Regions from separate parts of the Homo sapiens genome. Here region 1 is linked to region 2. A link is an interaction called in ENCODE POLR2A ChIA-PET data of the cell type or tissue named here. Cell type or tissue: K562. All regions are shown on one strand.

The links. Peaks named below come from ENCODE experiments on the same cell type or tissue, not always from the same donor. Only the 100,000 strongest peaks of a DNase experiment are listed, where the experiment ranks them.
Region 1: POLR2A ChIA-PET joins it to region 2 with 6 read pairs; 2 of 35 experiments call an interaction of 5 or more read pairs at or near these places.

The regions. Positions count from the first base shown.
Region 1 is chr10:69,466,927-69,471,926 of GRCh38, forward strand. All of the region lies in intron 1 of TSPAN15 (tetraspanin 15), which reads left to right. Among named protein-coding and RNA genes, the nearest start is that of TSPAN15, 18 kb to the left of the region's middle. In K562, no CTCF peak of the experiment used is centred here; no DNase peak of the experiment used is centred here; H3K27me3 peaks cover 1,431 bases.
Region 2 is chr10:69,085,216-69,090,215 of GRCh38, forward strand. SRGN (serglycin) reads left to right here and starts at 2,888. Exons shown (of 3, transcript NM_002727.4): 1 at 2,888-3,021. The coding sequence starts at 2,943. RefSeq lists enhancers at 1,202-1,371, 3,019-4,218 and a silencer at 4,917-5,000. In K562, a CTCF peak has its summit at 3,841; DNase peaks (open chromatin) are centred at 1,146, 2,806, 3,386, 3,876 and 1 weaker place; H3K4me3 peaks cover 2,113 bases.

The DNA.
Region 1 (5,000 bases), 380 kb after region 2:
TGTGCAGCTCGTAAGTGGCCCAGCGCCTGCAGCTGGCCTGGGCTCTTTGCTGGGTCGCATCAGCGCCAGCCCTCTGGGAGCCCGTTCCTGACCTTTACCTCCTTTCCCGGCTGCCACTTTCTGCACAGGGTTTCATGGTCATGTTGGCTTGTCGCATGCATCTTCTCTTGTCCTGATTTTCTTAAAGCAGAGGAGAAAAGGATTTAAGGTGACAAGAGACCCTCCTTCTCCCTTCCCCCAGGCCTCTTCCCCATGCAGTGAGGGGCATGTTCTAAAGCCCTCGGCACCCTGTTTCCTAATAGGTGCACTTGGATGTGTAATAGGTAGGTTCCCATTACAGCCTGTATTTAGCTCCAAGTAGCAGTTAGTGAAACATCTGGTTTGGGCATTAATTCCAGGCCAGAACAGGCCACCAGACCCAGGCCTCTGGTGAGCTGACCCTTGCCTGGGGCCACTGAGACTTTCCTGATGGCACTGAATCTGGTCTGAAGCTTTAGGCAAAGGAAGACGCAAACCTGTAGTAAACAAACCTCTTCCTTTAGCCAGGTGTGGTGGCATGTGCCTGCAGTCCCAGCTACTTGGGAGGCTGAGGCAGGAGGATCGCTTGAGCCCAAGAGGTTGAGGCTGCAGTGAGCTATGATCACACCACTGTAGTCCAGCCTGGGCAATAGGGTGAGACCTTGTCTCCTCTAAACAAAACAAAACAAAACAACACACACACACACACACACACACACACACACACACACCTCTTCTTGGAAAACAGAACTTGGTTGCTGTAGAAAAGGTGAAAGAATGTTCTTGGATATAGTTATAGCCACAACACCATTATCATGCCTAAGAAAATACTAAGTTTATGCAAAAACATATCTAATTGTCCCTAAAACATCTCTCATAGTGTCTTTAAAAAAATCAGGACCCAGCATCACAGTTTATACATTGCGTTGGGTTTCTTTTTCATAAAAAATGTCCCAGTGCATCTGAAACTTGAGGGGTGACCTCTGAGGCCCTGAATGTTATAGCATCTGGGGTCCTGATGGGGACTGTCGTGTGTTACTTGCCTACGTTGTACCTGATCCAAGACCTACCGGGGCCAGCTGGTTCCTTTTGTTGTTTAAGGGAAATTCAGAAAGCCAATTAGGAAAGGCTTGCCTGGAAAACTGTCCCCACCCATGAGACTCCAGCCCCCGCCCCCCTCCCCCACGTTCTCATTAGGAGAGCTGATCGGTGTCTGGAAGCCAGACCCAAGACTCCCTGAGTCCCCACCCTTAATCACCAGGTGCACACACTGGGCCCTGTGTCAGGCACTGGGGAAAGATGCTCTAAAGAACTGAAAGACCCCCAGCTGGCTGCCCACAGCCTGCCTGGGGAGACCCGGTGTGCCCTGGTGTGGCCGGGTCATGGCTCTTGGCAAGTCAGTGCACTGATGTGTAGGGCAGTGGCTCTTTGTTCCTTGGTTCTGATGCTTGGGGTAGGCTGGGGTAGGGCCGAGAGAGCTCCCTTCTCTCATACCAGATGGGGAGCATTATCAGGTGGCTGGAGTATCCCCTAATCAATACTTTCTGTATCAAGCTGCGATAGAGGAAATGGACTTTTTTTTTTTTTTGAAAAAGTTAAACGCACAGAAAAATGGAAGGAGGAATTCAAAGAACATCTGCCTGCTTCTGAGTTATCAGTTGTGAACATCTTGTCTTAAGAGCTCTCTCTAAATACACCACTTCTTTTTTTGCCAACCCAGCTACAAGGAGGCTGCAGTCGTTGTGACCCCACTCCTCTAAATACCCCAGCATTCGCCTTCCCAGAAAGGGCATTCTTCCTCACACCACTGCTGTCCATCTGATTAAAAAAAAAAAATCACCATGAAATCAAACTTTTCAGTCCTATATACAGGCCACATTTCTTATGACATTCCTGTGTTGTAAGAAATATGTTTGTTCTTTGTCCCCAGTTCCTGGCACAGAGCTCTTAAAACCCTTGGAATTTCCTGATAGGAATGCTTTTTGTTATTAATAATGAGCCCGTTTAGTCACACCTGAGTTTACGCTGATGCGATGACTTAGGGTAAGGCCCTAGACGGCCTTAGGATGGGGCGAATCACCAGAAACACCAAATAATTAGAGGGCTGGACAGAAAGGGTGAGGGTGGGGGTGGGGGTTGGGGCTTGGAGATTGAGCTCTATGTAAAACTTTTTTTTTTTTTCCAGCTCTCAACCAGTAGAAGAGAAAAACTCTTGAACAATGAGATTTGATGAGCTTCTGGGTTTGGGAACTCACTGAGGTGTTAAGGGGTGAGCGTGGGCTCAGAGAGGGCCTGGGAGCTCCCTCCCCACCTTGCCCAGTGCATCTCCTCCCTCTGGCTGTTCCTGAGTTGTATTCTTTGTAATACACTGGTTAATATAAGTAACCCTGAGTTCTGTGAGCCATTCGCGCAAATTATCAAACTTGGAGAAGGGGTTGTGGGAACCCCTGACTTATAGCCAGACTTTGAGTCCTGGACTTGTGATTGGCATCTGAAGGTCAGGCAATCTTGTAGGCTCTTTTGAGACAGAGTCTTACTCTGTCACCCAGGTTGGCCGGAGTGCAGTGGCTTGATCTTGGCTCACTGCAACCTCTACCTCCCAGGCTCAAGCAAACCTCCACCTCCCAGGCTCAAGAAATCCTCCCACCTTAGCCTCCCACGTATTAGGTTGGTGCAAAAGTAATTGCAGTTTTTGCCATTACTTTTAATAATAATATTTTTTTAAATAGCTGGGACAACAGGTGGACACCACCACGTCCAGCTAATTTTTGCATTTTTTTGTAGAGATGAGATTTTGCCATGTTGCCTAGGCTGGTCTCAAACTCCTGGGCTCAAGCAATCTGTCCACTTTGGCCTCCCAGAGTGCTAGGATTACAAGCATAAGCCACCATGCCCAGCCTAATCTCGTGGGCTTGAGCACATTAACCTGTGGGATCTGATGCTAACTCCAGGTAAATGTGTCAGAGTTGAATTAAATTGTACGACACCCAGCTGGTCTCTCAAGAGAATCAAAGAACTGTCTGATGGTATTGGAAAGCACCTCATTCCCCAAATGTTCTTTGTGGTGATATTTTACCCAATTCAGGATCCACCCAAGGTTTGTACATTACTTCTGGCTCTATGTCTCTTTAATCTCCCCCAGGCTAGACTATCCTTACTTCTTTTGAGTCCTTTGAAGCCTCCAGGCCACTTGATCTGTAGGATGTCTGAGTTGCTTCATAGCTTCACAGCTTCCTCATGATTAGGTTCAGGCCACACATTTCCTGCAGGAGCATTTCACAGGGTGTGCAGCGGGAGGTATGGAATATCACATTAGGGGGTGTGTGCTATCTGGCCACACCATGGTTGGCCAGGCTGAACTTGACCAGTCCTCTCCATTGCAAAGGCACCTTTCCCCATGATGATGAACACATAGGCTGATGTGAAACACCCTGGTGAAAGAACTTTTAAAAGTTAATCTGAATGTGAGACTCCCCTGCTTAAATTATTTCAATTATTTCCCTATTCCAGCCTCAAAATACACTGCCTGCTTCTAGACACCTTCACATGCCCACTGTGGTCCAGGCCACTGTCACCTCACATTGGTCACCACAGTAGCTCCCTGACCAGCCCCTCCCACCTGCATCTCCCAGTCTCTTGGCATAGCAGTCCAAGCAACTCTTTTAAAGATCACAGCCAGGCATGGTGGCAAGTGCTACTTGGGAGGCTAAGGCAGGAGGATTGCTCAAGCCCAGGAGTCCGAGACCAGCCTGGGCAACATAGCAAGACCCCATCTCAATTATTTAAAATAAAAAAAGATCACAGTTGGAACAGAGCACTTCTCTGCAAACTTTCAGTGCCTCCCATCCACTCAGAGCAAAAGTCAAGTCTTCTCAGTGGCCTCAGAGTCCCCTCCTGATCAGCCCACTGCCTCATCTCCTACATGCTCCCTCTCCAGCAGCCCCGTCCCCCTTGCTGTTTCTTGAAAACACAGGCACATCCCAAGGCCATGGTGCCTGCTTGGATGCTTATTCATGTATCCGTGTGGCTTGGTCCCTCCTCTACTCCAAGTCTTTGCTCACATGTCACCCTCCCTGGCCACACTGACGGCCCCTTTCCCCAGCTTCCCTAGCCTTCCTCCCCGTTTTATTTTTCTTAGTAGCACTTATAACCATAGCACAGTATATGTTTTTCTTACTTATTTGCCTCTGCGCAAGTAGAATGTGAGCTCCACCAAAGCTGGGATTTTTGTGGTTTTCTTTCATTGCTCTCGTTGCACACCCAGTTCTTAAAATAGTAGCTCCCAAAGTGGGTCTAGGGACCTCTGGGTTCCCCTTTCAGGGGCTCTTGTATCTAGAACCACTTTCATAGTAATAGTAAGACTCCCACTGCCACTCTCTTGGGAGCATGTGATGGAGTATTCCAGAGGCACCTGAACACTCGATGTGGCAGTGGAGCCAATGAGGAGCAGATCTGAGAATCCAGCTGCTTTCTTGGCAGCCAGACGTTAACATTTACAAACATGCAGAGCCCACGCCACTCTGCCCACTCAGTTTTTGTGTCTTTTGGGGGAATTTTTTAAATGAAAAATGCTATTTAACATATAAATCAATCTTTCTTTCTTTCTTTCTCTCTCACTCTCCCCTTCTCCCCACCTTCTCTCCCTCCCCTCTTCCCTCCCCTCCCCTCCCCTTCTCTTTCGACTCTGGTACCCAGGCTGGAGTGCAGTATTGCAATCTCGGCTCACTGCAGTCTTGATCTGAGCTCAGGCCATCCTCCCACCTCAGCCTCCCAAGTAGCTGGGATCACAGAGCCGTGCCACCACACCTGGCTAATTCTTCTTACTTTTTGTAGGGATGAGGGCTCCCTGTGTTGCCCAGGTTGGTCTCAAACTTCTGGACTCAAGTGAACCTTCAACTTCCACTTCCCAAAGTGCTGGGATTACAGGCATGAACCACTGCTCCCAGCTATCTCTTGTTATTTCTAAATGGGCTAATAAATAT
Region 2 (5,000 bases):
GTTTGTCTTTTAAAATTGTGGAAAACATGCATATCGTAGATTGACTTTTAGGGAAAGATGTGGGTCCTATTGGGTTAATGGCGGAATCTTTTGGTAAGATCATGCCCAGCCCTGAGGACTGTTGCCAATGCCTCCCTCACCACGTGTGCCATGTGCTCTTGAGGACATCCTGTCATTGGCTTCCCACACCATCATTACATCTGGAACAAAGGACGCATAAAAAGTGAGTGGCCCAGCGTGGCTCAGCTGGTAAGTGAAGGGCATGGGCTTGGACCCAGGACTTCCAGCTGCTGCAGCATGTGTCCTGCTCCCCTACAGCTTGAAGAGGGCTAAATGAGACTGGAGGACTTCTTAGAAAAAGAGACTTGATTATCAGCGTAGTGGGAGAAGAGCAAATGCTTATGAATACTGCACCTGTGCTTTAAAAGTCACCATGAGCTGGGCGTTGTGGCTTACGTCTGTAATCCCAGCACTTTGGGAGGCCGAGACAGGTGGATCACTTGAGGTCAGGAGTTCGAGGGCAGCTTGGCCAACATGACAAAAACCCCATCTGTACTAAAAAAAAGAAAAGAAAAGAAAAGAAAAGAAAGAAAGAAAAAAAATTAGTCAAATGCGTTTGCTTGAACCCAGGAGGTGGAGGTACACCCTGGGCGACAGAGAGAGAGAGGTAAAAAACAACAACAACACCATGACCCAGAGAAAGAAAGAAAAAAAATGAAGTTCCCAAATGGAAAAAGCCCCTAAAATTACCATTTTAAAACACAGCCCTAATCAGCTCTGGGGATTTGCAGGAAACTCATCGAAGCTATTGATAGGAACTATTGTTTTGGTGCCAGGGTTTTCAATTGGGAGTTAGATTTAAAAGGACCAAAGATGACATCTGATATTTCAAACAGAAACCGACATTTCTCAGTGGAAAACTTTCCGGGCCAGTGCATTTTGGGGTTGGTTACTGTGCTTGGAGACGCCCCTGAGTTGGAGGACACACTTCTGGCTGATGTGAGGGGCTTCTGAGGAGGGCCAAAATGTACACTCTTTGTGTTCTTGCACCACGGCTATTAGACTGTGAGACTCTGTCCTTAGCAGGAAATGGTAAAGGAATCAGCAGGAAGCCTAAAACAAGGGAAGGGAAACTCCTCCCTCCTATCAAAGGCCAGGCAAGGGCGAGGATGAGAATGGAAAGTGGGGCACGTGCATTAAGCCGTCTGGGGGAGCGGTAGGGATAGACATGTTGAAATGGAGAGTGGTTGAATCTTGAAAGGAAGTAAGGAAAATGTATATGCCACAAGGGCAAGGATGTATGATAGGCTTGTATTTATTGTATAACTTTATTTTATTTTATTTTATTATTTTTAGTTTTTTGAAATAGAGTCTCTCTCTGTCACCCAGGCTGGAGTGCAATGGCACGATCTTGGCTCACTGCAACCTCTGCCTCCCGGGTTCAAGCGATTCTCCTACCCCAGCCTCCCGAGTAGCTGGGACTACAGGCACTCGCCACCACGCCCGGCTAATTTTTTGTATTTTTAGTGGAGACGGGGTTTCACGGTGTTAGCCAGGATGGTCTCGATCTCCTGACCTTGTGATCCACCCACCTCAGCCTCCCAAAGTGCTGGGATTACAGGTGTGGACCACAGCACCTGGCCTTTATTGTATAACTTTAATATGGAGCCTTAGTCCTCCAGAAATCTGCACCATGCCCAGGGAAAATGCTGTTCCTTTATTTACATGAGGCAGAGGTTTGTGTTGTTTGCTGAGGTCCAGCAGCTCACTGTGAGGACAACCTCTCCCTCGTTCCTGATTTCTGGCTTATTCAAGGCCAGAGGACCCAAAACTCGAGTTGAAAATTTTGACTAGGAGAACAGATAAAAATAGAAATGGAATCCATCTTAAGAAATGCTCAATGTGAAGGAGAGGGGAATGCAAAATAGTTTTTCTGTTTTACCACAGTCTTTGTAACTGAAAATCCTATGTTCTTGAGATAGAGAGAGAGCCAATGATCCAATGCAAGAAACTGAGTTTAAGAAGAAACTGTTTGCTGGGCACGGTGGCTCACGCCTGTAATCCCAGCACTTTGGGAGGCTGAGGCAGGCGGATGGCCTGAGGTTGGGAGTTTGAGGCCAGCCTGGCCAACATGGTGACACGTCGTCTCTACTAAAAATACAAAATTAGTCCAGCGCAGTGGTGTACGCCTGTAATCCCAGCTACTCAGGAGGCTGAGGCAGGAGAATTGCTTGAACCCTGGAGATGGAGGTTGCAGTGAGCTGAGATCGCGCCACTGCTCTCCAGCCTGGGTGACAGAGTGAGACTCCATCTCAAAAAAAAAAAAAAAAAAAAAAAAAAGAAGAAAAAGAAGAAGAAGAAACTGTTCATCTGAAATCCGACAACTCATTCTTGAAGGTTAGAGCTCAGCTTTGAAGTTTCACTTCACGAGCTTGGCTCAGTGAGGTATGTTACTCCCCGGTGAAAAAGAAAATGAAGAGAATGTTTTATGTTGAAAGTGCTTGGTGACGAAAAGGCAGCACCTAGATCCCTTATCTCATAAAAAATGCAGCAGATTCTTAATATTAGCAATCTAGTGTTTAGATTGTTACCTGAAGAAAGGAAAAACAAACTGTCCCAAATGCTGATTCTACTGTTTCGGTGGGAAAAAAAAATGTCTTGCAGGCAAGTGGCAAACAACAAAACTTTTGAAAAAGCAGGCCTGGGGGGAGTCCAGTACAGTTTCATAATGGGTATGAATAGTTATTTTACTGTGTTCCCCCCACCCCCTTTCTTTCTGGGTTTTGATGTGGATGTCTTTCTATTTGTTCAGGAAATTGTGACGTGTGTTCTGGGCAGGGTTTGAGGTTTTGGAACATTTTCTAAAAGGGACAGAGAGCACCCTGCTACATTTCCTAATCAAGAAGTTGGCGTGCAGCTGGGAGAGCTAGACTAAGTTGGTCATGATGCAGAAGCTACTCAAATGCAGTCGGCTTGTCCTGGCTCTTGCCCTCATCCTGGTTCTGGAATCCTCAGTTCAAGGTAAGACTCAGGAGTCTTGTTCCCCAGCCATCTTCTCTGTAAGCCCTGTGGTCCATGCAAGTCATTATATTCATTTTAAGGCATAGAATGTATAATATTGTGAGAAAGGAGGCAAAGAAGAAGGATTTGGGGTCGCTGAACCCTTTAATATGAGTTCTGTTAAGTTTGGTACCAAGAAAAATTAAACTCTGTGGCGTGTGCAGTCTTGTAAACTCTTACAATGATTGAAATGTGCTATTTTGGGATGAAAATGTGAGGTTTATAAATTTTAAAAGCTCAAAAAAGGAATCTAGAAAATGACTCCTGTGCCTGTTGCATGGAGGAGATGGCACCTTTGACTGTTGGGGGGTGTCTGCCTACCCCTAAGTGTCTACATCAGCCCCAAGTTTTAGTGCGCTGTGACGGTGTCATTGTTATTTTAACACTGGGAGACGTTATATTCCAATTGGGGTGAATCTGACTGTGTGTATTTTCTTTTCTTTTTTTTTTTTTTAAAGATAAACTTGGTTCTTACTGAAAACTCAATTATGGTTAGACATAGTTCATGTAAAACCTCTCAGATTTTAAAGAGAAGGCCAAATAATTTGGTATTTGTGCTCTTGCTCAGAGAAGCATCATATTCGGAAATATCTTCCTAGGTTTATCTACCATTTAGTGTTGTTTAGTCAGACTGAAACAACTTAAAACCTGTAATGACTAAGACAATGAAAATGATAGGCTTGTAAGAAAAATACAATTTGTTATTCTTTGGCAAATAAGGAATCATGTCTAAATAAGACGGAGGTCATGGCTTGATAGAGAGATGGCTGAACCTATAGTAGAAAAACACTAGGTTCCGCCAAATGGTAAGGGAAATGTTGAGTCACAATGACACACATGTCCTAGATTTGTTTCGTCAAAGCGACTTTTGGTTGTCATGATCTTACTTCCGGTGGAGATGAAATCTTACAGATGATCGCAGAGACATTCATTTTATGTTGGAAATTTATAAAATCATTTTCTTCTAGTTATGCTAATGCTGAAAAAAGAGCAAGTAATGTTTCTGGAACGTTATTAATTTATGTATTTTTAAAATATAAAACATTGTCAATTGTAGGGAACAGGCTTCACTGGGATCTTTTAGGGAATATCTTCAGCTTGATGAAATAATTCCCGAATAGCCAAGTGGTCTGACAAGATCGAGAGTAATGAGGCCCATACTTTAGTACAGTCTTGAATGGCCAGATGGTGCTGGGCATACCCCAACCAGAGATATGTAAGTCTTTATGTTGTCAAAATTTCCCAGAAACATGAATTTCCCACTAAGATTCATTAAGGAAAACTAGAATGAAAACAAAAACGTTCCTTGTATAATATTCATTAGAAAGAAATGAAGAAGGCCGGGCATGGTGGCTCACGCCTGTAATCCCAGCACTTTGAGAGGCCAAGGTAGGCAGATCATGAGGTCAGGAGTTTGAGACCAGCCTGGCCAACATAGTGAAATCCCGTCTCTACCAAAAATACAAAAAAATTAGCCGGGCATGGTGGCACACACCTGTCATCCCAGCTACTCAGGAGGCTGAGGCAGGAGAATTGCTTGAACCTGGGAGGTGGAGGTTGCAGTGAGCTGAGATTGCACCACTGTACTACAGCCTAGGTGACAGTGCAAGACTCTGTCAGAAAGAAAGAAAGAGAGAGAGAGAGAAAGAAAGGAAAGAAAGAAAGAGAAGGAAAGAAAATAATTCATCATGAAATTGTATAGAATACTAGCATTTATGTCATGACCTCGTAGGTTTAGCTCTTTGTTAGAAAAGGAAACCATAGAAAGAGACAAGGGAGAAACTGACAAACTAGGGTGTTTCCGAAAAAAGGCTCTCAGTATCGGGCTCAAGGGCTTGTGCCCACATCTGAGCATGCAGGGAAATAGATGTCCCCCACTGGCTGCACATGTGAGTGACTGCGGCACAAGGCTGTGATGTGAAGAGTCGTGACACCATTTC